Linked DNA regions of Homo sapiens: region 2 is linked to region 1. The links are chromatin loops, found by intact Hi-C in ENCODE. Cell type or tissue: ascending aorta. All regions are shown on one strand. Links, peaks and the distances in the headings refer to the core of each region. The heading gives the core; the rest is flanking DNA. Region 1 holds the start of GPAT3 (glycerol-3-phosphate acyltransferase 3). Region 2 has its middle 83 kb from the start of GPAT3.

Region 1 (12,721 bases), core at 2,572-10,571:
ACTACTACACCTTCTTGCTGGAAGGCGGCCACATCCAAGCCTAGGAGAGAGGCCTCAGAATGAGGCTAAACCTGCTGACATCTAGATCTTGAACCTCTAGCTACAAGAACTGAGAAAATAAATTTCTGTTGTTTAGGCCACCAGTCTGTGGTACTTTGTTATGGCAGCTCCAGCAAACTAATACAGTGATATTCCTCAAATAGCATGATCTGCTCAAAAGCACTCCATGTTTTGGCACCAGACAAGTTTCAGAATGCATTCCATCTCCTGAAATGATAGCTCTAAAGGTCTACCCTGCATAACACAATTACTGTGTTAAGATAAGCAAATTTTAGGCCAGACACTGTGGCTCATGCCTATAATCACAATACTTTGGGAGGCCAAGGCAGGAAAATCCCTTGAGTCCAGGAGTTCGAACCAATCTGGGCATCAGGGTGAAACCTTGTCTCTACAAAAAAAAAAAAAAAAAAAAGGTTTTAAATTAGTTGGGCATGGTGGTACACGTCTGTGGGCCCAGCCACTCAGGAGGATTGCTTGAGCTCAGGAGGTCGAGGCTACAGTGAGCTGTCATCATGACACTGCACTCCAGGCTAGGTGACAGGGAGACCCTGCCTCAAAAAAAAAAAAGATATGCAAAGTTTAAGTTTAAGGTTGAAAAAGCAGACATTTAGTGCCTAAGGGAATTTGCACTAGAAAACCCTTTTCTTCTACAGGTTGATGCCCGGTGAAAGTAAAAACATGCCTGTGCCTTGCAGCTAGATAGATATAGATTTGAATTGCAATTCTGCCACTTCCTGGCTGTAATCATCTCAGACATCAGACAAGAGACTTTAACGTCTTGGGGCATCCATTTCATCATCTCTAAAACAGGGACAAAGCCAGGCATGGTGGTTCATGCCTGTAATCCCAGCACTTTAGGAAGCCAAGGCGGGCAGATCGCTTGAGGACAAGAGTCGGAGACCAGCCTGACCAACATAGTGAAACCCCATCTCTATTGAAAATACAAAAATTAGCCAGGCATGGTGGCTCCTGCCTGTAATCCCAGCTACTTAGGAGGCTGAGGCAGGAGAATCACTTGAATCCGGGAGGGGGAGGTTGCAGTGAGCCAAGATTGTGCCACTGCACTCCATCCAGCCTGGGTGACAGAGCGAGGCTCTGTCTCACAAAAAGAAATAAAATAAAATAAAAATAAAACAGGGACAATACCAAGGGTGGCCATAAAGGCCAAAAGAGATAATGTAGCTGCTGCCTACCACACAGTAGGCCACAAAGTAGCCTCCTCTTCCCTATATTCCATATTTTAGGCCTCTGCAATGGCCAGTTTTTTCCAGACTGTCCAGTGCTTCTCCCCATAAATAGCTATTTCTCTTTTACCATGCCAGCTTCTCTAGCCAATCAGATCCACCCAAATACAAAGACAGAATATCTCTTTCAGATGTTCTGAATCTCTTACAGGGGTATCTCAGAACATATCTGTCTCAAGGCATCACAAAAGAGGCAGCTCTGTCAGCGAAATGGTCCTAAAGTACAAAAGTGGCTTCTAACAACCCACATTCTCTGCCCCCCAAGGAAAGTTGAAAGATACTTATCAACCAAGTTCTCTTTCCACCTAATTTCCAAATCCTCTTGGAGGGAAAAAGGTAGCTGTCCAAAATTCACCAAAAAGAAATGGCTTTAAGTCTGATTTCTTTTTTTTTTTTTTTTTTTTTTAGATGGAGTCTTGCTCTGTCACCCAGGCTAGAGCGCAGTGGCGTGATCTTGGCTCACTGTAGCCTCTGCCTCCCGGGTTCAAGTGATTCTCAGCCTCAGCCTCCTGAGCAGCTGGGATTACAGGTGCACACCACCATGCTTGGCTAATTTTTGTATTTTTAGTAGAGATGGGGTTTTACCATGTTGGCTAGGCCGGTCTCAAATTCCTAATCTCAAGTGATCCACCTGCCTCGGCTTCCCAAAGTGCTGGGATTACAGGCGTGAGCCACCGCACCTGGCCAAGTTTTACTCTTCATAATTTGTATTCCTAAAACAATTTTCTCGACTATAAAGCTGTAATATTAACATACGTATCCAACAAATTATCATATATCCCTTGAAAATCACTGGCTTGGAGAATCACTAAACTTATTCCAAGCTAAGTATTCAAGGCTTATCCTCAAGTATCTTGCCATATCAGTGACTTACGCATACATCTAGAGATACCCAGCAATGCAGAAGAAAATAGAAGTAGGTGCTCAATAAATGATAATTACTTGAACCAGTGGGTTAAGAAGGAGTCAGAGAAGAGCATAAAGTTCAGTGAGTTAACAAGTAACAATTACCAAAATCAGCAATTTAGAGGGTACCCTACACACATTTCAACTTCTAGAATTTGAGTTTATTGTCATGAGAAAGTCACCCATTGACAGTAAAACTTGTCAAAGTAAACATATAATAGACAAAACTAAATGATCTTTTTAAATGGTACATAAATTATAAGCAAAGAAACTTGAGAAATATCCAATTATGATCAGAGCCCAAAGAATATTCTTGGGAATGAAATGTAAAGAAAAATACAACTAAATCAATTAAGAATTTACCAAGGAGTGATACAAGGGCTAGGCCTTGAATGCAATCTACAGAAAGGCAGGGTATTTGGCCAGCACTGAAGATGTTCTAATGCTAAACATCAGCATAATCCCTTAAGGAATTATTCCTATAGTTGAGAAAAGCAATCCACCGTATTAACCCCAGTCTAACAGAAATGTCTTTGAAACATCTAACACTGTTCTAGTTGAAGGATAGAGGATCCTGGGTTACTGTTCTCCTGCACCTAAAGCAGAAATCACTATGGGATCACAGCTCTCTTTCCTGATGAGCTCAGATGCTCCCAAACATAGGAGTTCCAGGCAGCCGCAACCAACAAATCAGAGCTGGCTCACACAATGAATCTGTATTCAAATTCCACATATATCAAGCATCTCTTTGACCTAATAACTTAGTCTCAGCAGACAGGGTGGGTTCCTGATGTGTCACCTACCTGGTTTCCAAGTTATCTGGTTTCTCCCACCAGAATTAGAAAACTGGCATTCTTGTCAGTTTGATTGACAAGGAGTTCAGCTCTGGAGTTATCCAGAAGGACAAAAATTAAAATCTCTGGCCTGTCAAACTGAAAGTCAGATCCTGGACTGGAGATCATCCTATCAGGTATAATAATTTGCCAGGCTGACAGCAACTAGCTGGCCTCCGTCCTTAGCTGACCTTGAGTTACTAAAGAAAAACAGACAGAAGTGAGCCCCTGGAAGCCAGTGGGTGTGATTTACCTTTACACCATTCTTACACAGGGTATAAATTCCAAAAGACATTGCTGTATGAGAGAGCAGTTCAATCATTTCAGAGTTCAGAGAAAGAGGGAACACCAGCTGAAGAGGATCATCTGCTATGGGAGAGGATTCTGAAGATCTCACATTAGGAAGCAGTCAAGAAATTCACAGCATAATGTGACCAAGCTCAGAATGTAAAGTCAATAAGAAGAGTTCAAAACTGAGAAATAGCTCCCAAGTAGAAACAGTAGAACTTTAAAAACATGAGCACTGAGGATGAAGAATCACATACAACTTCAAAGTCTAGGCAAAGAAATAGCCACAAACAAGAGTCTAGGGCAATACAGGAGGCTAGCAAGTACAAGACAATGTCCAGTGGGTTAGAGATGTATACCTGGGAGCCACCCAATTAGCTGAGAAAGAAGAGCAGATAAAGCCACGTCCTAAGGGCAGAGAGAAAACAGGTCACAAAAATGGGAACCAAACTTATTAGAAGGCACTGTGGAATGCCAGAATCTCAGTAATCATATTATTCTTTTAATAGCAACAAGCATTCATACAGTAGGTGCAGGCAGCCTTCTAAGGTGCTTGATACCTTTTAACTCATTTGAACAACCCTATGGAAATAGGAGTTATTGTTACTCCTATTTTATAGATACAGAAAATGAGGCACAAGAGTAGATGACCTCCCTAAGGTCACATTTTGAGAAACAGAGCTACAATTTTGGTACCAAATCTAAGCAAACCTGTATCCAGGGTCCCTAATCCTAACCACTAGGCTGCAGGGCCTCTTCTCAGTTGAGATGCCTGTTTCTGGCCAGGCGTGGGGCTCACACCTTTAATCCCAGCACTTTGGGAGGTGACGGCAGGAAGATTGCTTGAGGCCAGGAGTTCAAGACCAGCCTAGCCAAGATAGCAAGACCCTGTCTCTTATGTTAAATATACACACACACACACACACACACACACACACACACATATTATACATATAATTAAATTTTTTTTTAAAAAAAGACTCCTGCTTCTAACACTTAATTCAAAGAAACCACTGATCTCTGACTCTCAGTTTCCCTCTCTGTAAAAGGGGGTTGGCACTTGCCCTCCCTACCCTACCCAGCCTTTTGACACTTAATAAAACCCTAAGAGTAAGCTGCAGTTGTTCTCTACCAGGCCTACTTCCATCTAACATTTTTCTTTGCAGGATTTGGAAACAGGAGGGTAGGGAGACCTGAGGTCAAAGAATATATACCTTTTCAATGGCATTTCAAGTGCTGTTGGTTAGATAAAATTTCCATGACTCCACTAAAATAAAATAAGATTTCTTTCTGCCATCCAGCAATTGGTCTCTTATCTTGGGCATAAAGAAGAACATGATGCCTTTCTGAACTGGATGCCTTAGTACACAAAAGGACCTCTGAAACCTGGGGCTGTAAAAACAAGCGGGTGAAGCGGAAACTGCACTGCATAATGGATATAAGCAAATCCTCTGATACAAAAAGTTGGTCGCATTGTTGTTATTCTAATCAGTAAAATAATAACGATGCTCAGGGAGTGGAATGATTTTTTCGCCTTCGACCAGAGAAACAACAGAGTGGTCCAGTGGTTCCAGCCTAGATCCCTCCAGCTCCGCGAAAGAAGCCGAGATGCTGACTTTCGCACTGCTGCGGGCAAGGAACAGAAATGCACGCACGCATGCACACGCGCGCACACACACCCCTGACTCGCGACCACTGACCTTGAGAACTGGACCCCCGGGTTCTCAGCCCGCAGCGGTGTGGGGCTGGCTGCATCCCTCCCGGCACTCACCTCTAAAGTTTTCACTAGGATCTTCATGTAGATCTCGGAGATGCCCAGAGACACTCCGAAGACCGAAGGTAAAAGGATGAAGCCGAGAACCAGCGTCAGCCAGGTGGAAAGGATCTTCCCGGCCAGCTCTGCGCCCTCCATGACTCGGCGCACCCACTCAGGAGAGGTCCGCAGTGGAGGGCCGAGCGCCACAGCAGTCCCTGTCCCCAGGCAGTCCCGCGGGAGCTCCAGGAGCAGAGCGCCGAGCCCGGCACTCACCTCTGCGAAGGGAAGAGAGGAAGGAAAAAAACTTTCAGAATTACGGCAATATCCTTCCTTCCTCCCTGGGCTCCTCCTCGCCCCTGCCAGTTAACTCTTTCTCCGCTGGCTGCCCAGGTCTGGGCTGAAGCCACCGCGGCGTGCGGAGACCTGGGTAGCGCGAGCCAGTGGTCGGAGCTGCGGGTAAGCGGAGGCACACCGCGGCGCGGGCAGAGCGCGCGAGCGCAGCCAGGAACCCGCCCCGCCCGGTGCCTGATTTCCTCTGGGTGGCGATTGCGACAACTCAGCAGATGACTCACGGAGGCCCTCCCCGAGCCAGGTTCCCTGCGGGAGCACCGCACTTTGGCACACCGGTCGCCGGCGGAGCTGGCACCGGGCCGCGGGCTGTGCTGGAAGCTGGCTGCGCTCGGGCGCCCAGCGCCCTATTTCTGCGCGCTGCCCTCGCCCCACCTCCTCCGTCACCCAACGGGGGAGCTCCCTGGCAGTACTTAGCCCAGGAGTGCCGCAGCCTCCTGGGCGGTCTCCGTTCTTCCCCGCGCCCCGCCTCCCCCAGCACTCAGCAAAGGTCCTTTCAGGAGGAGAGTTTTCATCTGAAAAATGTCAATATTTTCTTCACCCGCAGAATGAACTGCTGACGTATCTGGGACGCTTGAGGTCTTGTTTGTGTGGGTGTAAAACGAACTCTTGGAAAGGGCTTCCAAGGACAGGAAAACGCAGAGCGCACCACGCAGCCGTGTACGCCGCTTCTGGCTTCCACACCTCCTTCCCCACATGGCCTACAGCTGTGGGGCTCAATCTTGCTTATCCCGAGAGTAGGAAGCTCTCTCCACGCGTTGCCTAGCCCACTGAGCCGCCATCTCCCTGGCACAGAAACCCTGCGGCTAAGTATCTGTCACTCCCTTTCTGGGGGAAGATTCCAACCACACCTTCCCCTACCATTCAGCCAATACTATCCGCGCTTAGGCGTAGCAGAAATGCCAGGCCGGCGCAAGCCTTCATTCACCAAGCTGACAGGTGTCTCCTGGGTGTTCAGGCTCCGCGCTTCTACCGCGCCAGCCCTTATCAGAGCAACGAAGGGCAAAACCCTGTATGTTATTTACTACATTGCTGTTCTCTTAGAGACCAGAACTATTTTTAAGAATGAGCAGAAGGGATTTTGAGAAGGGATTTTCCAGATTGCCGCTGAATTCGACCAAAATCTCTTACAGGTACTTTTCAGGTGTTGTTTCAAGCTGGAAAAAAACTGAGAGGGCCAGCAAACTGAATTGAAACAGCGCTGATAGCAAATATTGCAGAGAAAATGGTCCCTGCCCAGGGTGTGGAGGAAGTGGGGAGCCAACGAAGTGACAAGCCCCTCTGTAAAGAATGTAGATGTCTGCCTTAAGTACTTACTGCCAGGTAGCTGTCACAAGCCCCCTCCCACACTAAGAACGGAAAAAATTATAACTTGATGATTAAAACCAGGTTATGGACCGGGCGCGGTGGCTCACGCCTGTAATCCCAGCACTCTGGGAGGCGAGGCGGGCAGATCATCTGAGGTTAGGAGTTCAACACCAGCCTGGCCAACATGGCGAAACCCCCGTCTCTACTAAAAATACAAAAAAATTAGCCCCGCGTGGTGTCGCACGCCTGTAGTCCCAGCTACTCAGGAGGCTGAGGCAGGAGAATCACTTGAACCCGGGAGGAGGAGGTTGCAGTGAGCCGAGATCGTGCCACTGCACTGCAGCCTGGGAGACAGAGTGAGACTCAGTCTAAAAAAAAAAAAAAAGGGTTATGAATGAAGAAGTGTTAGGAGCTTGGTTTCTCAAAATTAAACCTCTGTAAGGTTGGCTAGTTTAGAAAAACACGGAAAACGCAACTACCGAAAGCTGCCCAAAGTCCTTGCTTTCAAACACTATATATATTGAGTGCAAAACTTCAAATATTATATTGGCATATTTAACACCATATGTTCAGGCAAAACTCTTATTTTCCTTTTATTTCCTCAAACCAAGATAACTAAGGAAGGCTAAATCCTTGTACCAAAGTTTACCCCACAAGGGAGATAATACACACAACTTTGCGTGTGCTGAGTGCACACACTCTCCAGTGATTTTTGGTGCTCATGAACAAACTCCACAAAATGGTTTTGGTTTGGTTTTGTTTTAACTGTTACGGAAGAATTATTCGTCCACAGCTGTATGGTGCAATGGTAATAAAATGGAATTTGGAGTCTTCGATTGAGAGCAGCACGAACACATATAAGTTTGAGCAAGTGCTTCTGTGCTTCACCTTTCTCATCAGGAAGATGGGTTCTTCTCAGGGTTGAAAGTGATTGTGAGCATGAAACTGCATGGTAAATGACAAAGCTCTATGCAGAGATCAGCAGGCAGCCTGGTGCAAGGGCAAAAACTCTTCATCTTTTTCTTGCCTAAAAGGCAGGAGAGCCAACACAGGCTCCCCAGGGTAACAAAGGCTCATCTTTGCAGTGATGGAGGAGGGTGAGGGAAGAGAAGAAATGTAGGGTGATCCTGACCCTGTCTCAAGTCGGGGAAAGTTGGTCCCGACTTGCCGCTCTCCTTGTCTCTCTTTCACTCTCCTCACCTCTCCTCCCTCCTCCATTCCTTGAGACTTAAACCTAGGTAGGAACCTACTTTCTCCGTCCCTGAAGTCAAGACCCCCTTTACTTACTGTATTTGTTTCCTAGGGATGCCTTCACAAATCACCACAAATTTAAGGACTTAACACAACAGAAATTGATTCTCTCAGTTCTGGAGACCAGAAGTGTGAAATCAAGGTGTCTGTCTGTAAGGTCACACTCCCTCCAAAAACTGTAGAGGAGAATCTTCCAGCTTCTGGTGGATCCCAGCATTCTTTGGTTTGTGGCAGCACACACATCTCTGCCTCAGTCTTCACATGACCTTCCTGTCTCTTCTTCCCATCTTTTCTTTTACAAAGACACATTATTCTGGATTTAGGGCCCACCCTCATCCAGGATGATCTAATCTTGAGATTCTTCCCTGAATTAAACTTAATCTGCAAAGACCCTTTTTCCAAATAAGGTCATATCCATAGTTAGGGGTGTTAGGACTTGGACATACCTTTTGGGGAAGGTGCAATTCAACCCGTTATAATTACCATCTCTGTAAAATGAGGATAATAACACCTACCTGCAGAGGTTGTTATTGGGATTGGAGAGTATGTATTAAATGGTAGTTGATAGTCAATGCTTAGTAATGAATTTATCCATAATCCTGTTTTTTTACCTATTAATCCAGGCATGTATATATATACATGCCTCCCCAAAAGATATGTCCAAGTCCTAACACCCGTAACTATGAATATATATACACACCTGTATATATATACACTTACACACCTGTGTGTATATGTACACATATATATACATACATATGTGTATATATGTGTATATATATGCATATATATACACATATGTATATATATGTGTGTATATATATATACACACAAACAGCTGATCTCTACATATATATGTATGTACAGGTGTGTATGTATATATATATACAGGAGTGTGTGTATATATACACATATACATATATACATATATAATACACACATATTATATATATTATATGTACACACGTATACTATATATACAGTATATACATACAGTATATATACATACATTGTATATATACTGTATGTATAGTATGTATGTATATATACACATATATAGTGTATATATAAGTGTGTATATACATATAGTATACTGTATATATATACATACTGTATATATGCAAAGCTCTATGCAGAGATCAGCAGGCAGCCTGGTGCAAGGGCAAAAACTCTCCATCTTTTTCTTGCCTTAATCTGCAAAGACCCTTTTTCCAAATAAGGTCATATCCATAGCGGGGAGATCACCTGCCTCGGCCTCCCAAAGTGCTAGGATTATAGGCTACGTGTATGTGTGTGTGTGTATACATATATATATATATATATATTTTTTTTTTTTTTCATGACAGCCTCAGGAGGTCCTGACGACATGTACCCTACTGCACTCCAGCCTGGGCAACAGAAGAAGACCCTGTATAAAAAGCAAAAAAAAAACCCATTGAGGTCCAGCTAAGTGTATGGATATCAAAGCAAAAATAATTGATTCCAAACAGCTGCCCTTACCTGTTAACTCATTGTGTTATTCAAGTCTTCTTCAAGCCTCTGCTTTTACAGCAATTGTGGCCAATGTGAACAGAATTTAGGCTAAAAAACTTTGAGCAGTTGTCAATATTGTCATGAATAGAAGCCTATGGCAAATAATACGTCATAGCTGAAGCCAAACAAAGACTATTCGTTCAATTTAAAAGGTATGGTAGAACTCAGAAGTCTGGGGGTGAAGCAGACTTTTGAAGTACTTTATTCAACAGACAAGTTGCATTGCTTATCTCCAGTATCTTTATAAAATCTTTCTTTTCTCTGGTTTTATTTCACACATTTCTTGAGCTTTCATTATATCCTGCCTTGGTTTGTGTATTAGATGAATTTTCCCACTGTGAACTCATTGCTTGATATCAGAAGCTACAGCATTCATCATACCTTTCTGCCTGTTATTCTACCCCTTTTCCACCTGCACAGAATTTCACTTCTTGACACACCCTTGTTTAAAGCCAGCAGCAACTTCTGTAAAAGAAAAACTTCAGCCAAATTAAATTTAAAGGAGTTTAATTGAGCAATGAACAATTCACGAATCGGGCAGCTCCCAGAATCACAGCAGATTCACAGAGACTCCAGGGGTGCCTCATGGTCAGAAACAATTTATAGACAAAAAAAGTAAAGTGATGTACAGGAACAGAACAGCTAGATTGGTTACAGGTTGGTGTTTGCCTTATTTGAACACAGTTTGAACACTCAGCAGTCTATGAGTGGTTAAAGTATGACTCCTGGGATTGGCCAACACTCAGCTATTGTTACAGGCACATACTCTTTTTTTTTTTTTTTTTTTTTTTTTTTAGAGACGGTGTCTTGCTCTGTTGCCCAGGGTGGAGTGCAGTGGCATGATCTCAGCTCACTGCAACCTCCGCCTCCCAGGTTCCAATGATTCTCCTGCCTCAGCCTCCCAGGTAGCTGGGATTACAGGCAGGCGCCACCACGCCCAGCTAATTTTTGTACTTTTGATAGAGACGGGGTTTCACCATGTTGGTCAGGCTGGTCTCAAACTCCTGACCTCAGGTGATCTGCCTGCCTTAGCCTCCCAAAGTGCTGGGGTTACAGGTGTGAGCCACCACGCTGGCCAGGTGCATACTCTTAAGTTAGGTTTTTCGATCTTGTCTGCCTATTAAGTTAGGTTGCAGTTCATCCACAAGGACTCAAATATAGAAGCACAGAGTCCTTCTCAGACCATATTTAGTTACTTTAACGCTCTCTAATAGCCAGAAGTTAAAGCTGAAATACTGAACATCTTAGGTTAGATCTGGAAGCATTCCACAGTCTGCATCCAACCCAATTTTCATCACATGCCAAAAAAAATCTTTCCCACCTTCTGTTTTATGCAGGGTTTCTTCTTCTCTGGGTCTTTGGTCACATCCCAGTGCTTCCCCCAGCGCACATACACACACACCTGTCTCCTGTTCTCATCCACATCCCTCACTTCACAGGTCAGGGATCCATCATGGAGATCCTACCAGTTGCTGAGTATGTCTATTCCAATTTTGCATTCCAGGACTGGGAAAATAACCACAGGATGGGTTCAAAGATTCACTGGGCCCAATATAAGATGGACCTGAGATAAAACTCCATTGATCACCTGCCCTACATAAGCTCCTAGTTTTACTTGTGAACCAGGATGACATGCTCCCACTTCCTTCACGTCATTCCCACACAATTCTCTAGATTTCTTTCAGCATACTTTGCAAAAAAATATGCAGTTCTTTGGCCAGGCACAGTGGCTCACCCCTGTAATCCCAGCACTTTGGGAGGCCGAGGTGGGTGGATCACCTGAGGTCAGGAGTTCGAGACCAGCCTGACCAACAGGAGTAACCCCGTCTCTACTAAAATACAAAAATTAGCCGGGCGTGGTGGCACATGCCTGTAGTCCCAGCTACTTGGGAGGCTGAGGCAGAGAATCACTTAAACCCAGAAGGCAGAGGTTGCAATGAGCCGAGATCACACCACTGCACTCCAGCCTGGGCAACAGAGCGAGAAACTGTCTCAAAAAAAAAAAAAAAAGCAGTTCTTTTGGAGTACAGTATACTTTCTCCTAGGACATATTTTGGAGTATAGTATACCTCACCTTTCATGACCTGCTAGGACTGGAGTCTAGTTCTAGTCTAGAACCAGACAGGAGTGATGGAGGCAGGTCCTGAGGAGAATGAGCAAGGCAAATGCCTCAGGGAAGGCCATGACACATTCTTCAGGCAAAGGAGGGCTAACTTCTTCAGGCAGTGGTGGAAAGCAGCTACAACTGGCAAAGGAGATGCATCAGAACTTAGGGATTCTGTAGCCTCAGCTTCATCAAGATCTGCCTTGTTCCCATACCAAATTCCAGGATCCTGTTCCTTCTCAGTCAAGGACTCACTTTTGTATTTAATTCAGCCCTTGGCAGATGGAGACTCGGGGGTTGGTTTTCAGAAATCTTTGCCATGTGGCTACAGGAGATGAGGGTTTATTTCAGGACAGACATAGAAGCGTTCAGGTTTTTTATGTGGAGTATGACCTGAGAATTTGAAGGCTTGAGCTCATCCTTTTCTTTTCCTACTACTCAGTGAAGTTAGGAACAATCAGCCAATCTTATTATATTCCGTAGTTTGACTAAAAGCAAATACTTGGACACCCAGAACCTTGCCTCCAGTAGATATTTTATTAGAAGTATCCAGTGGCCATGCCTTGCATATCTCTTACCATATCATAATGTGGACTACCAGTGCCCTCTTTACCACTGAAAATAGAGGCATTGGTGCCTTCAAAACTAACCAGATTAGAAAACCAACTCCAAAAACTCATTCTTATGATTCTGTTTCTCTATAACCACTTCCACTACCAAAATTTCTATCAGTCAAAATCTTTTTTTTTTTTTTTTTTTTTTTTTGAGATGGAATCTCACTTTGTCACCTAGGCTGGTATGCAGTGGCACGATGCCCACTCACTGCAACCTCCACCTCCCAGATTCAAACTATTCTCATGCCTCAGCCTCCCAAGTAGTTAGGATTACAGGCGCGTGCCACCACTCCCGGCTAATTTTTGTATTTTTAGTAGAGACGGGGTTTCACCATGTTGGCCAAGCTGGTCTCGAACTCCTGACTTCAAGTGATCCACCTGCCTCAGCCTCCCAAGTAGTTAGGATTACAGGCGCGTGCCACCACTGCCGGCTAATTTTTGTATTTTTAGTAGAGACGGGGTTTCACCATGTTGGC
Region 2 (12,721 bases), core at 2,059-10,058, 84 kb before region 1:
TACTATACATATATGCTTATAAAACTCTTCATTTTAGGACTATTTCATTTGCAACTCACTATAGCTGTAAATTGAATTAACTAATTGCAAACCCAGTTTGCTCTAGCTGAAGTATGTGGAAAAGATTGGATTAACTATTATATCTGGAAAGTCAAAGGGTTTTCTGGCCTCAAGCATTGATGAATGAAGGGTATCAAGCTATATCAACAGGATGGATCTCTCTCTTTTTTCTCCACTTTCCTCTGTGCTGTCTTCATTCTCAGAAGGTACTTTCCTTGTGGCAGCAAAGATGACTCCCATGATCTCTGGATCTGCATAGTTCTTACTATTTGCAATCTAAGAACCTATCTCTTTGCGTCCTTATTGCTCTTTCAGAAGGTCTCTGCTTGACGCTCTTAGATAATGTGTCCACCCTTGAGTCAAAAGAAGTTCTCTAACCAGCCAGTGTGGGGGCATGTGCCGACCTCCATGGAAGGAGAAGATGCTTGCCCAGTAATATAACATATCAACAAAAGAAAAGAATACATGGAAGATAAAAGGTAACACCCCTTACATCACTGAAATAAGGTAGGACAACTTTGTTTCATGGTAATATCAGACCTCCATTTTCAAAATGAAATTTGACGGCATAGCCCAAAACATACTAACATTCTTTGTTTATTAAAGCCAAAATGAAATTCACTCAGTGTATTAGTTCTGCTCTCACACTGCTATGAAGAAATACCCAAGACTGGGTAATTTATAAAGGAAAGAGCTTTAATTGACTTACAGTTGTGCAGGCCTGGGGAAGCTTCAGGAAACTTATAATCATGGTGTAAGGGGAAGCATGGTGGCAGCTCCACAGGGTGGCAACAAGGAGAAGTACAGAGCAAAGTAGGGGGGAAGCCCTAATAAAATCATCAGATCTCGGCCAGGCTTGGTGGCTCATGCCTGTAATCCCAGCACTTTGGGAGGCTGGGGTCAGGAGTTGGAGAACACCCTGGCCAAAATGGTGAAACGCTGTCTCTACTAAAAATACAAAATTAGCCAGGTGTGGTGGCACACACCTGTAATCCCAGCTACTTGGGAGGCTGAGGCAGGAGAACCGCTTGAGCCCAGGAGCAGAGGTTGCAGTGAGATGAGATCACACCATTGCACTCCAGCCTGTGCAACAAGAGCAAAACTCTGTCTCAAAAAAAGATAATAAAATAAAATAAAAAATAAAACCATCAGATCTCATAAGAACTCACTAAACACGAGAACAGCATAGGGGTAACCATCCCCATGATTCAATTACCTCCCACTGTGTCCTTCCCATGACACATGGGGATTGTGTGAACTACAGTTCAGGATGAGATTTGGGTGGGGACACAGCCAGACCATATTATTCTATACCTGGCCCTCCCAAATCTTATGTCCTCACATTTCAAAACACAATCATGCCTTTCCAACAGTCCCTGAAAGTTTGAACTCATTCCAGCATTAACTCAAGAGTCTTAGTCCAAAGTCTCATCTGAGACAAGGCAAGTCCCTTCCACCTATGAGCCTGTAAAATTAAAAGCAAGTTAGTTACTTCCTAGATACAATGGGGGTACAGGCATTGGGTAAATACACCCATTCCAAATGGGAGACATTGGCCAAAACAAAGGGACTACAGACCCCATGCAAGTCCAAAATCCAACAAGGCAGTAATTAAATCTTAAAGCTTTAAAATAATCTCCGTTGACTCCATGTCTCACATCCAGGTCATGCTGATGCAAGAGATGGGTTCCCACAGCCTTGGGCAGCTCTGCCTCTGTGGCTTTGTAGGGTACAGCCCCCATCCTGGCTGCTTTCACAGGCTGTTTTTGAGTGCCTGTGCCTTTTCCAGGTGCAAGCTGTCAGTGGATCTACCATTCTGACTTCTGGAGGATGTGGACCTCTCCTCACAGCTCCACAAGGCAGTGCCCCAATGGGGACTTTGTGTGGGGGCTCCAAACTCACATTTCCCCTCCACACTGCCCTAGCAGAGGGCTCCACCCCTGCAGCAAACACCCCTGCAGCAAACTCCAGCCTGGACATCCAGGCATTTCCATACATCCTCTGAAATCGAGGCAGAGGTTCCCAAATCTCAACTCTTGACTTCTGCATACCCACAGGCCCAACACCACATGGAAGCTGCCAAGGACTGGGGCTTGCACCCTCTGAAGCCACAGCCTGAGATCTACCTTGATCCTTTTTAGCCACAGTTGGAGAGGCTGGACACAAGGCACCAAGTCCCTAGGTTGCACACCACAGAGGAGCCCTGGGCCCACCACATGAAATCATTTTCTCCTCCTAGATCTCTAGGCCTGTGATGGGAGGGGCTGCCAGGAAGGACTCTGACATGCCCTGGAGACATTTTCCCCATTGTCTTGGTGATAAACATTCAGCTCCTTGTTACTTATGCAAATTTCTGCAGTAGGCTTGAATTTATCCCCAGAAAATGGTTTTTTTCCTTCTATTGTATTGTCAGGCTGCAAATTTTCCAAACTTTTATGTTCTTGAACACTTTGCTGCTCAGAAATTTCTTCCACCAGATACACTAAATCATCTCTCTTAAGTTCAAAGTTCCACAGAACTCTAAGGCAGGGGCAAAACATGCCAGTCTGCCAGTCTCTTTGCTAAAGTATAACCAGAGTCACCTGTGCTCCAGCTCCCAAAACTTTCCTCATCTCCGTCTGAGATGACCTCAGCCCAGACTTTATTGTCCATATCACTATCAGCATTTTGGTTAAAGCCATTCAACAAGTTTCTAGGAAGTTCCAAACTTTCCCACATCTTCCTGTCTTCTGAGCCCTCCAAAATGTTCCAGCCTCTGCCTGTTACCCAGTTCCAGAGTTGCTTTTACATTTTCAGGTATCTTTATAGCAGCACCCCACTCCTGGTACCAAGTTACTGTATTAATTCCATTCTCATGCTTCTATGAAGAAATACCCAAGACTGGGTAATTTACAAAGGAAAAATATTTAATTGACTTACAGTCAATTACAGGGCTTGGGAGATTTCAGGAAACTTACAATCATGGCAAAGGGGAAGCAAACATGTTCTTCTTCACATGGCAGCAGCAAGGAGAAGTGCAGAGTAAAGGCGGATGGGAAAACCCCTTATAAAATTATCAGATCTCATGAGAACTCACTCATTAGCAAAAGAACAGCATGGAGGTAAATGCCCCCATGATTCAATTACCTCCCACTGGGTCTCTCCAACAACACATGGGCATTATAGGCACTACAGTTCAAGATGAGATTTGGGTAGGGACATAGCCAAACTATATCATTCAGGAAAGTGAACTGGTTATTAAAAGAGACTATGTCTTAAATATGCATGCTTATCTATGTGTAATTTAAAGAAACATGTACAATTGAAAGTAAAGGTTGAATAAAAGATATACTCTAACCACAAATCAAAAACAAAAATAAAAGCCATGCATGGTGCCTCCTACCTGCAATCTCAGCACTTTGGGAGGCTGAGGCAGGCATGGTGGCTCCCACCTGCAATCTCAGCACTTTGGGAGGCTGAGGCAGACAGATCACTTGAGCCCAGGAGTTCAAGACCAGCCTGGGCAACAGAGTGAGACCCCATCTCTACCAAAAATACAAAAATTAGCCAGGCATAGCAGCACATGCCTGTGGTCCCAATTACTCTGGAGGCTGAGGCAGGAGGATTACCTGAGCCCAAGAAGTTAAGGCTGCAAGTGAGCCAAGATAGTGCCAGTGCCCACTCCAGCCTGGGCAACAGCCAGTGGCATGATCTCTTTTTCCCCTTCCTTGAATACTTCAGTCCTAAAGCCATAGGTGGGCAGAGCAAGGTGGGCCTCCACACTGGTGATGGGAAGCACTGGTGGCCCAGAGCAGGGTCTGTGCATGGTGGAGCCTGTGCATGGTGAGACCATCCTCAGAGGAAGGCTGCCCAATGCAGGGCATTGGAACCCAAACAGGTGAGGTGACAGAGCCTGCATTAAGTGAGGAGGATATCTTCATTGGGACGGGACAGCCTGGTGTGGGGAGTCAAGCCTAGAGTGGTAATGGGAGGATCCACAGGAAGGAGTGGCCTCTCCTGTGCAGGGTAAGAAAGGCATTCATGGAAGGGAGTGGTCCTCCATAAAGTAGACACTAAGTGAGGTGAGGAAGGCATCTATATGGGGAGAGTGCAAAGCCATTGAGACTGGTTACAAATAAGTAAATATATCAAAGATAGGGAACAAGGCTCCTCACTGTTTGAGAGGGGACTTACAAATATAAAGAGGGAGAAAATTAAAATGAACCTGTAATATTGGATTGGAAATGGACAGTATGGGGGAAAACCACTCCCATGATTAGATTATCTCCCACCGGGTCCCTCCCACCACACATGGAAATTATGGGAGCTAGAATTCAAGATGAGATTTGGGTGGGGACACAGCAAAACCATATCAGATACTTGTGTAGTTTCAAAGTATCTCCCTCCAAATGACTCATTCACTAATGAAGGAGAAAAGAGTAAGTTTACCACGGAAAAGCCAGGCAGACACCACCTATTATGTGCTAAATTGTGTACCCAAAAAATTTGTATGTTGAGGTCCTAACTCCCAGTACCTCAAACTGTCACTGTTTGGAGATAGGGCCTTTAAGATGGTGATTAAGGTAGAATGAGGTCATATGCATGGGTCCTAATCCAATATGACTGGTGTTCTTGTAAAAAAAAGGAGATTAGGACACAGAAAACACACAGACTGGGGGACAACCATATGAGGACACAGCAAGAAGATGAAGTGAAAGGGAAAACCCTTTTTAAAACCATAAGATCTCATGAGACTTACTACCAATCCAATCACCTCCCACCAGGCCCCACCTCCAACACTGAGGATTACAACTGAATATGAGATTTGGGGTAGGGGACACAGCTCCAAACCATATCACCACCTTAATCAAGCACCCAGAGTACTGTGCTTCAGTCATGGGGCAAATCAAAAGTATGCACCTCCTAATAGGACACAATGAAAAGGGCACTGAGCATCAATCACTTCTTGTTTTTCCTGTCAAAGATGCATAACCTGAAACTAACCATGAGAAAACATCAGAAACATCAAATTAAAGGAGCTACTAAAAAAATGCCTGGCCTGTAATTCTCAAAATTGTTAAGGGCATGTAAGTCAAGGAAGAATTGAGGAATGATCACAAATTTGCCTGTTCTTTGGCAAATATTGATCAAGCTTATAGTGTGGTGGGGGTGTGTAAAACTAACAAATAATGTTCAAAAATAAGTACTAATGGGAAAAAAGCAGGATGGGAGATAGGGAGTGGCAGGAGCTACTCTATTAGGTGGGATGGCCAGGGAACTCCTGTGAGGAGGGGATATTTGGGCAGACAAATGAAGAAAAAGGAGCTTTGCAAATATCTAGGAGATCATTCCAAGCTGAAGTAGCAAGTGCCAAGGCCCTGAGCACAAAAATTCATAGTGGTTTCAAAAAAAGAACAAAAGGGCCAGAGTACTGCAGGAGTTTGAGCCAGGGAAAGCATGATAGAAATCAGGCTAGAAGACTGATCAGTGGTCAGATTGTTTCAAGGCTTCGAATACTGGGGTAAGGAATTTAATCTTTATCCTCTGTGTAATGGGAAGCCACTGAAGAGTTCTGATAGTGGGAGCAAAATGAGTCAATTTATGAGTTGAAATTATCACACTAGCTTCTATTTACCAAATAGACTATTTGGGGAACAAGAGAAGAGGCAGGGAGATCCATTAGAAGAGTTACTATAGCCCTGTAAGAAATGATGATGGCTTGGGCTAGGGAAGTGATGCTGGGGAAGTGGTAAATGGCTCCAAAATAAGAACATGGGGCATTTCGGAGTCAAAAAGGTCTGCGATTATAAACAACCCTCTCCTATTTGGTTTGGTTTTGTTTTGTTTTCTCAAGGGTATGGGAATTGGGAAGGACAGTATATGCACAGAACAAGGAATCACCTGCACGTTTCCTGACTTCACTGGAGAGCACTTAGTCATTCCTCAAGGCACACTCATGTCCTCCCTTCTACACACCCTTCCACCCAACATTTATCACCTCTCTACACTCCCACAGCACTTTGTTCCTGGGCTGGAAAACAGGGCCTCGCCACTTCCTCTTGTGGTTAGTGGTGTTTGTCTCTACTTCCAGATTTTTCTAAGCTCCTGAATGGCAAGTTCCTGCCTTGGGCAGCAAAGAACCTCAAGACTAACAGAGCCTGAATTATAGTATGTATTTTATAAAATATGTGTAAATGCCTAAAGAGGATAACTGTTAAACAGAAGCAGTTTCCAAAGAGAGCTTTTGGACCAAGGAATTTACTAGGTGAAGCTATGGTATTTCATTCATCATTCCATTGTTAACCAAAAATCTGGAGAACTGACTGGATAGAACAGGATTTCCAAAGTCATTTCTCTGCCTATCCTAAAAAAAATTCGGTTCTGCAGGAACAGTTTCAGAACCTGCCTTACAAATAACCAGCACTGAAAATTCCTTCCAGTTAGGACGTTTGACAGGTTCACTTGTGCTTAATTTAGCAACAGACATCAGGGCTGCCTGTATCAAAGAATGATTGCAATGAAAAACAGGCTTTGAACCAAGGTCAACCCCACAGGTGACTCAGCACATGAGCACTGTCACGTGTGCATTCCATAGATGTCAGCTCCACTCCCGGCTCCTAGTCACAGAGCTTGATTCCATTGACACTATACTTTAGTTGTAAAGGAAGTATACTTTTCTGTAAACTCTTTCAGAAGAGTGCTTAGGCATTTACTATCCCAAACTTACATGAAAAATGTTCAAAGGCACTCTAAATCCCCTATGATGTTTTCGTCCAAACATGTTTCTTGATTTTGTTTTTATTTTCCACCTGCTTCAGTGGATTTCCATAGCCCAGAGTTTTTGCCTTTGTCATTGTTGTGTCCTCAGACCTAGAACAGCATACGAATTGTAAGCACCAAATATAGGTGTTTTCCTTTATAAAGCTAGAGAAACAATGATTTGAAAACTTGCCCAACTCTAACCTGTGATCCCTAATTGACTTGTGTAATCAGCAAGGATATATCTTAACTAAGCCAAGACATACAATTGTCAAAGATTCTCAAAAAAGTTTAAATTCACCTATTTGTATAAGAAATATATATATTTCACCTTGAGAGGAGACTAACTGGTTCTGCTCTTTGAGCTATCCACTCCCTGATCACAGCTTTAGAGGGCAAACGGATTTGAAATGTTTTAGGTCACCAAGATAGAGTATACATTTTTTATTCTCAGAGTTTTCCAAGACATCTTTTCCGGACACAGAGCCAAGAGGCCAGCAAGTAGCCAGAATTACTATATGCGTCTCACAACAGCAGGGAGTGCTCATAGCAGGAATTTATGACCATGGAGGGCCATCAAAAGCCTTGATGGGATCCTCAGCCTAGGCTGTAACACGTGCAGCCTGAAAACTCACCACCCACCCACAATGCCAAGAACACCAATGACCTGGTGGCTTCTTTCAGCTGACTTCCTGCTGTCGGGTTTTTGTATTCTCCACCAACACCAAAATCTTCCAGTTTTCCCTGTGTTAGTCCAGATCTCCTATAAATCACTTTATCTTACAAAACCTTTCAGCATTTAATTTGCAAATGAACAGTAATGATTCTAAAGGAGAGGCTTTTCTCCTTATATTTAAATAATGGCTTTAACCTAGAGTAAAACACTCAGAGAAACTTCTTTTTAAATTTAAAGTTGTCTCCTTCTAGAACTTTTATTTTTTGCAACAAGAACTCACTCTCTTCCTATATGATAAAAGAAAATGATTTTGAATGCTTCTGTAACTAGCAAGAAAGTTAGGACTACTCAAGTCAGAGACTAAAGGAAGATCGATTCCCAGAGGAAAAAGCAGAGCAGAGAGCCCAGCAGTTGTCATTTACTTTGCAGGCATTGGCTGAACCAGGCAAACTCTAGCATTGGTTTCTAGAGCCTTAAGGGCCTAAGGGACAAAAAACAAAATTGAAGTCCTGCCCAAGATGGAAAGTCTAACTACAGTCTTCCTTTGAAGGTGAAATATCAAAGGACTATAACCTCTGTGTAACAGTAAAGTAGAAAGGGCCAGGTGCAGTGGCTCATGCCTGCAATCCCAGCACTTTGGGAGGCCGAGGCGGGCGGATCACCTGAGGTCAAGAGTTCGAGACCAGCCGGACCACATGGAGAAACCCCATCTCTACCCAAAAAAAATACAAAATTAGCCAGGCATGGTGGCGCACACCTGTAATCACAGCTACTCTGGAGGCTGAGGCAGGAGAATCGCTTGAACCCGGGAGGCAGAGGTTCCGGTAAGCCGAGATCACGCCATTGCACTCCAGCCTGGGCAACAAGAGCGAAACTCCATCTCAAAAAAAAAAAAAAAGAAAAGAAAAAAAAAAGAAATAATCCATCCTCCAATCTCAAATGTAAGCAAGGCAAATTGCTTGTGTCAAACCTTACTGATAAGTGAAAGGGAAAAATAACTTTCCCCTAAAGATTTAAAACTACTTGGCAATTAAAAAGAATGAATTACTTATAAATACAATGTGGATTTATCTAAAAATAGTACACAGATCATTCAAAACCACAATGGCTCACCTTTGGATTTACAGACTGAATTCTCACTATTTCCATAGCCCGATAACCTCAAGCCAACAATATAGTTTAAAGTAGTACCAGATTGATAGTGCCCTAGAGCTGGGGTGGGCAACCATATCAGATGAAGAAGCAGATAGTAAACATTTTAGGCTTTGTGGGCCATGCAGGTCACTATAGCAACTACTCAACTTTGCTTTTGTCATGCAAAAGCAGCTATAGGCAATATATAAACAAATGCTGTCTTGCAATAAAATTGTATTTACAAAAACAGACAGAGGGCAGGATTTGGCCTACAAGCTTTGGTTTGCTGATCCCTGCTCTCCAGGTCTAAGAGAGGATAAAATTCCAAAGATGATAATTATTAAAATTCTCTAAACACACAAAGACTCTATGAACAAGAAGCAGCAGAAAAGATAGACCCAGACCCTCAAAAGATATAAGATTTTGGAGTTGTTGGGAAAAACATAAAATCAATAAGCATAAGGTACTTCAAAACTATGTGAGAGTAATCACATTTGAAAAAGAATTAGATATAACTCTTACAAATGAGAAATAAGGCTGGGCGCAGTGGCTCATGCCTGTAATCCTAACACTTTGGGAGGCTGAAGCAGGCAGATCACCTGAGGTCAGGAGTTCGAGACCAGTCTGGTCAATATGGTGAAACCCTGTCTCTACTGAAAATACAAAAAAAAATAGCTGGGAGTGGTGGTGCATGCCTGTAATCCCAGCTACTCAGGAGGCTGAGGCAGGAGAATCGCTTGAACCCAGGAGGCAGAGATTGCAGTGAGCCAAGATTGTGCCACTGCACTCCAGCCTGGATGACAGACGGAGACTCAGTCTCATAAAAAAAACAAAGGGAAATAAAGGACATCAACAAAATGGTTAACTAGAGTTGCCTGGCACATATCCCTCCCAACAAAAAACAACCAAAACAACAAATAACAACTAACATTCAACTGTAGTGTCTGAGGGACAGCACTGGAGTGCAGAAAGGGACTGGTGAAATCCCTGTGGAGCACAGAAGCCCAGGATGTCAGCAAAAAGAGGGGAGCAAGGCACCCTGCCCCTGCCACCCCATCTCTCCCATTGAGATTGGCTCAGATCCAGGAGGGACTTCTCCATATGGGAAAAAGGTAAGCAGAAGGCCCCCACATGCCTGAACTGCCACTGCAGATTCCTGTAGTACTTACTATAGAAGAATCCCACAGTCCTCAAAAGCCCTTAGCCCAGTTTGCGGAGCTGCTTGGAATTAACATAGCTGCGTTACTCCAGAGTAGGAACACAAGGTGTGCACTCCCCACCCCAATCAACCCCAGTGAGCCAAGCTACTGCAGGACTGTGCCATCTTGAAACTGGAACCACTGCTAGAGTCCACCCTGCTCTGGGGTCCAGCAGCCACTGCATGTCTCCAGCCTTGAGTCTCTGCCATTATTTTACCAAGTCCACACAGGTGGCTGCAATACCACAACGCTGTCTGCTTGGAGCATGGGGCCAGGAACAGCCATGACTTCAGCATTGCACAGCAGGAAAGCCAACCCTTGGCTGGCTGAACTAAATAGTCCAATGGACCTTCCCCCAGAAAGTCCCCCTTCTTGGCACTCACTACCAAAGAAACAGCCTGACAAACCTGCCCCTGAGACAAGCCACCGAACTACTGCACATCCATGTCCCAGCTGGAGAAGCAACAAGGTGAACCCACCTCCAGCAGAAACATTCCTGGTGGACCCACTCCCAGGTCCACCAAGCATCTGTATCCCTGCACCCATGGCCAGCGAAACTGCATGGAAAATTCACCCCCAGCAAGCCAGTCACCAAACCAACCAACCCACTGCACACTTATGCCTCTGGCCAGAGAAAAAGCTCAATGGTCCCATCCCCGCAAAGATGCACCACTGCCACCATAGATTCTCACAGCCTAGGCCACTGAGGTACTCACAAAGATCATTAATGTGGATTATAGCCAAAGAATCTTAACAGGTTAACAGACTACACTACTGTGTCCACCCAGAACCAAGGCCAACTCAACTTACCCATTGACACCATATGACTCACCTACAGGAATGACTCTCCCTACCAAAGGTACTCCATAAAATTGGAAGAGGCAATTGTTTCAGCAGATACACAGGTATCAACATAGAGATACAAGAAAATGAAAATGCAAGGAAACATGACACTTCCAAAAGAACATAATAATTCTCCAATACCAGCTCCCCCACCAAAAACAATTTACAAGATGCCAAAAAAGAAATTCAAAATAATGAGTTTAAGAAAACTTGGTGAGATGCAAGAGGATACATATAGACAATTCAACAAAATCAGGAAAACACTTCGTGATCTGAATAGGAAATTTAACAAAGAGATAGATAGAATAAAAGAAACAAACAGAAATCTTGGAGCTTAAGAACTCAATGAATGAAATAAGAAATACAACCGAGACCTTCAACAAAAGACCAGAGCAAGCAGAAGAATTTCTAAACTTGAAGACAGGTCTTTTGATATGACCCAGGCAGACAACAACAAAAACAAAAGAATAAAACAGAATGAAGAAAGACTACAGGATTTACAGGGCATCATAAAGCAAAATAAAAATTCACATTATGAGAATTTCAAAAGGAGAAGTGTGTAAGTCCATTTCGCGTTGCTGTAAATAAATACCTGCGGCTGGGTCTTTTATAAAGAAAAGGGGTTTATTGCTGTACAAGAAGCATGATACCTGCATCTACTTTTGGTGACAACCTCAAGAAGCTTTTACTAATGGTGGAAGGCAAAGGGTGCCAGCATGTCACATGGTGAGAGAGGGAGCAAAAAAGCAATGGGAGGAGTGCCATGCCTTAAACAACCAGCTCTTGTATGAACTAATAGAGTAAGAACTCATCCATTACCATGGGAAGGGGACCAAGCCATCATTCATTACCATGGGAAGGGGACGAAGCCATTCATGAGGGATCACCCCCACTAACCAGACAACTTCCAATAGGCGCCACCTCCAACATTAGTGGGGATGGGTCACATTTCAACATAAAATTTGGGGAAGACAAATATCCAAACTATAGCAAGAAGAGATGGGAAAATACATAGAAAACCTATTTCATAAATTAATAGCTGAAAACTTCCAAGGTCTTGGGAGGGATAGAGACATCCAGATCCAAGGAACTCAGAGATTCCCAAATAGATTCAACCCAAAAAGGTCCTCTGCAAGGTGCATATAGTCAAACTGTCAAAAGTCAAAGACAAAGAGAATTCTAAAAACAACAAGAGAAAAATATCAAGTCACATACAAGGGAATTTCCATTAGACTAATAGCATAGTTATTGGCAGAAACCTTACAGGGCAAAGAGAATGAGGCAACATAGTTAAAGTGCATTAAGAAAAAAAAAAAACTGCCAGCCAAGAATACTATACCCAGGAAAGCTATCCTTGAAAAATGAAGTCCACAAACCCTTTCCCAGAAAAGCAAAAACTGAGAGAATTCATCAACACTAGGCTTGCCTTAAAGTAAATGCTTAAGGGAGTTCTACATCTGGCAGCAAAAGAACAATAACTAGCATCATGAAAACACATGAAAGAACATGAAAGCATAAAACTCACTGATACACCAGACATACAAAGGAGAAAGAGAAATAAATCAAATCTTATCACCACATAAAACCACTAAACTTCAAAGATAAATGATAAGAGAGAAAGAAAAGAACAGGGGCTATACAAAGCAATTAGAAAATGATTGACAAGATGACAGGAATAAAGTCCTCACCTGTCAATAATAATCTTGAACTTAAACAGATTAAATCCCCTAATCAAAAGATATACACTGGCTGAATGGATTTTTTTAAATGACCCAACCATATACTGTCTACAAGAAACTCACTTCACCTGTAAAATACACATAAATCAAAAGTGAAGGGATAGAAAAAGATATTCTACACAGAAACCAAAAGTGGGCAGGAATAGCTATAGTTATATCTGATAAAATAGGCATTAGGTAAAAAAACTATTTTAAAAAAAGGGACAAAGGGCCAGCCATGGTGGCTCATGCCTGTAATCCCAGCACTTTGGGAGGCTGAGGCAGGTGGATCATGAGGTCAGGAGATCAAGACCATCCTGGTCAACATGGTGAAACCCCGTCTCTACTAAAAA

The links. A loop is a pair of places that touch in the nucleus more often than their neighbours do. Peaks named below come from ENCODE experiments on the same cell type or tissue, not always from the same donor. Only the 100,000 strongest peaks of a DNase experiment are listed, where the experiment ranks them.
Region 2: it touches region 1 in a loop (4-fold over the local background); 24 of 110 quality-filtered maps call a loop at or near these places.

The regions. Positions count from the first base shown.
Region 1 is chr4:83,529,145-83,541,865 of GRCh38, reverse strand. It overlaps GPAT3 (glycerol-3-phosphate acyltransferase 3), which reads right to left and starts at 5,758. Exons shown (of 12, transcript NM_032717.5): 1 at 5,103-5,758. The coding sequence starts at 5,243. In ascending aorta, for the core only: no CTCF peak of the experiment used is centred there; DNase peaks (open chromatin) are centred at 5,655 and 6,235; H3K4me3 peaks cover 2,162 bases; H3K27ac peaks cover 1,339 bases.
Region 2 is chr4:83,612,506-83,625,226 of GRCh38, reverse strand. No RefSeq gene overlaps it. Among named protein-coding and RNA genes, the nearest start is that of GPAT3, 83 kb to the right of the region's middle. RefSeq lists enhancers at 6,457-6,751, 5,925-7,124. In ascending aorta, for the core only: no CTCF peak of the experiment used is centred there; a DNase peak (open chromatin) is centred at 6,606.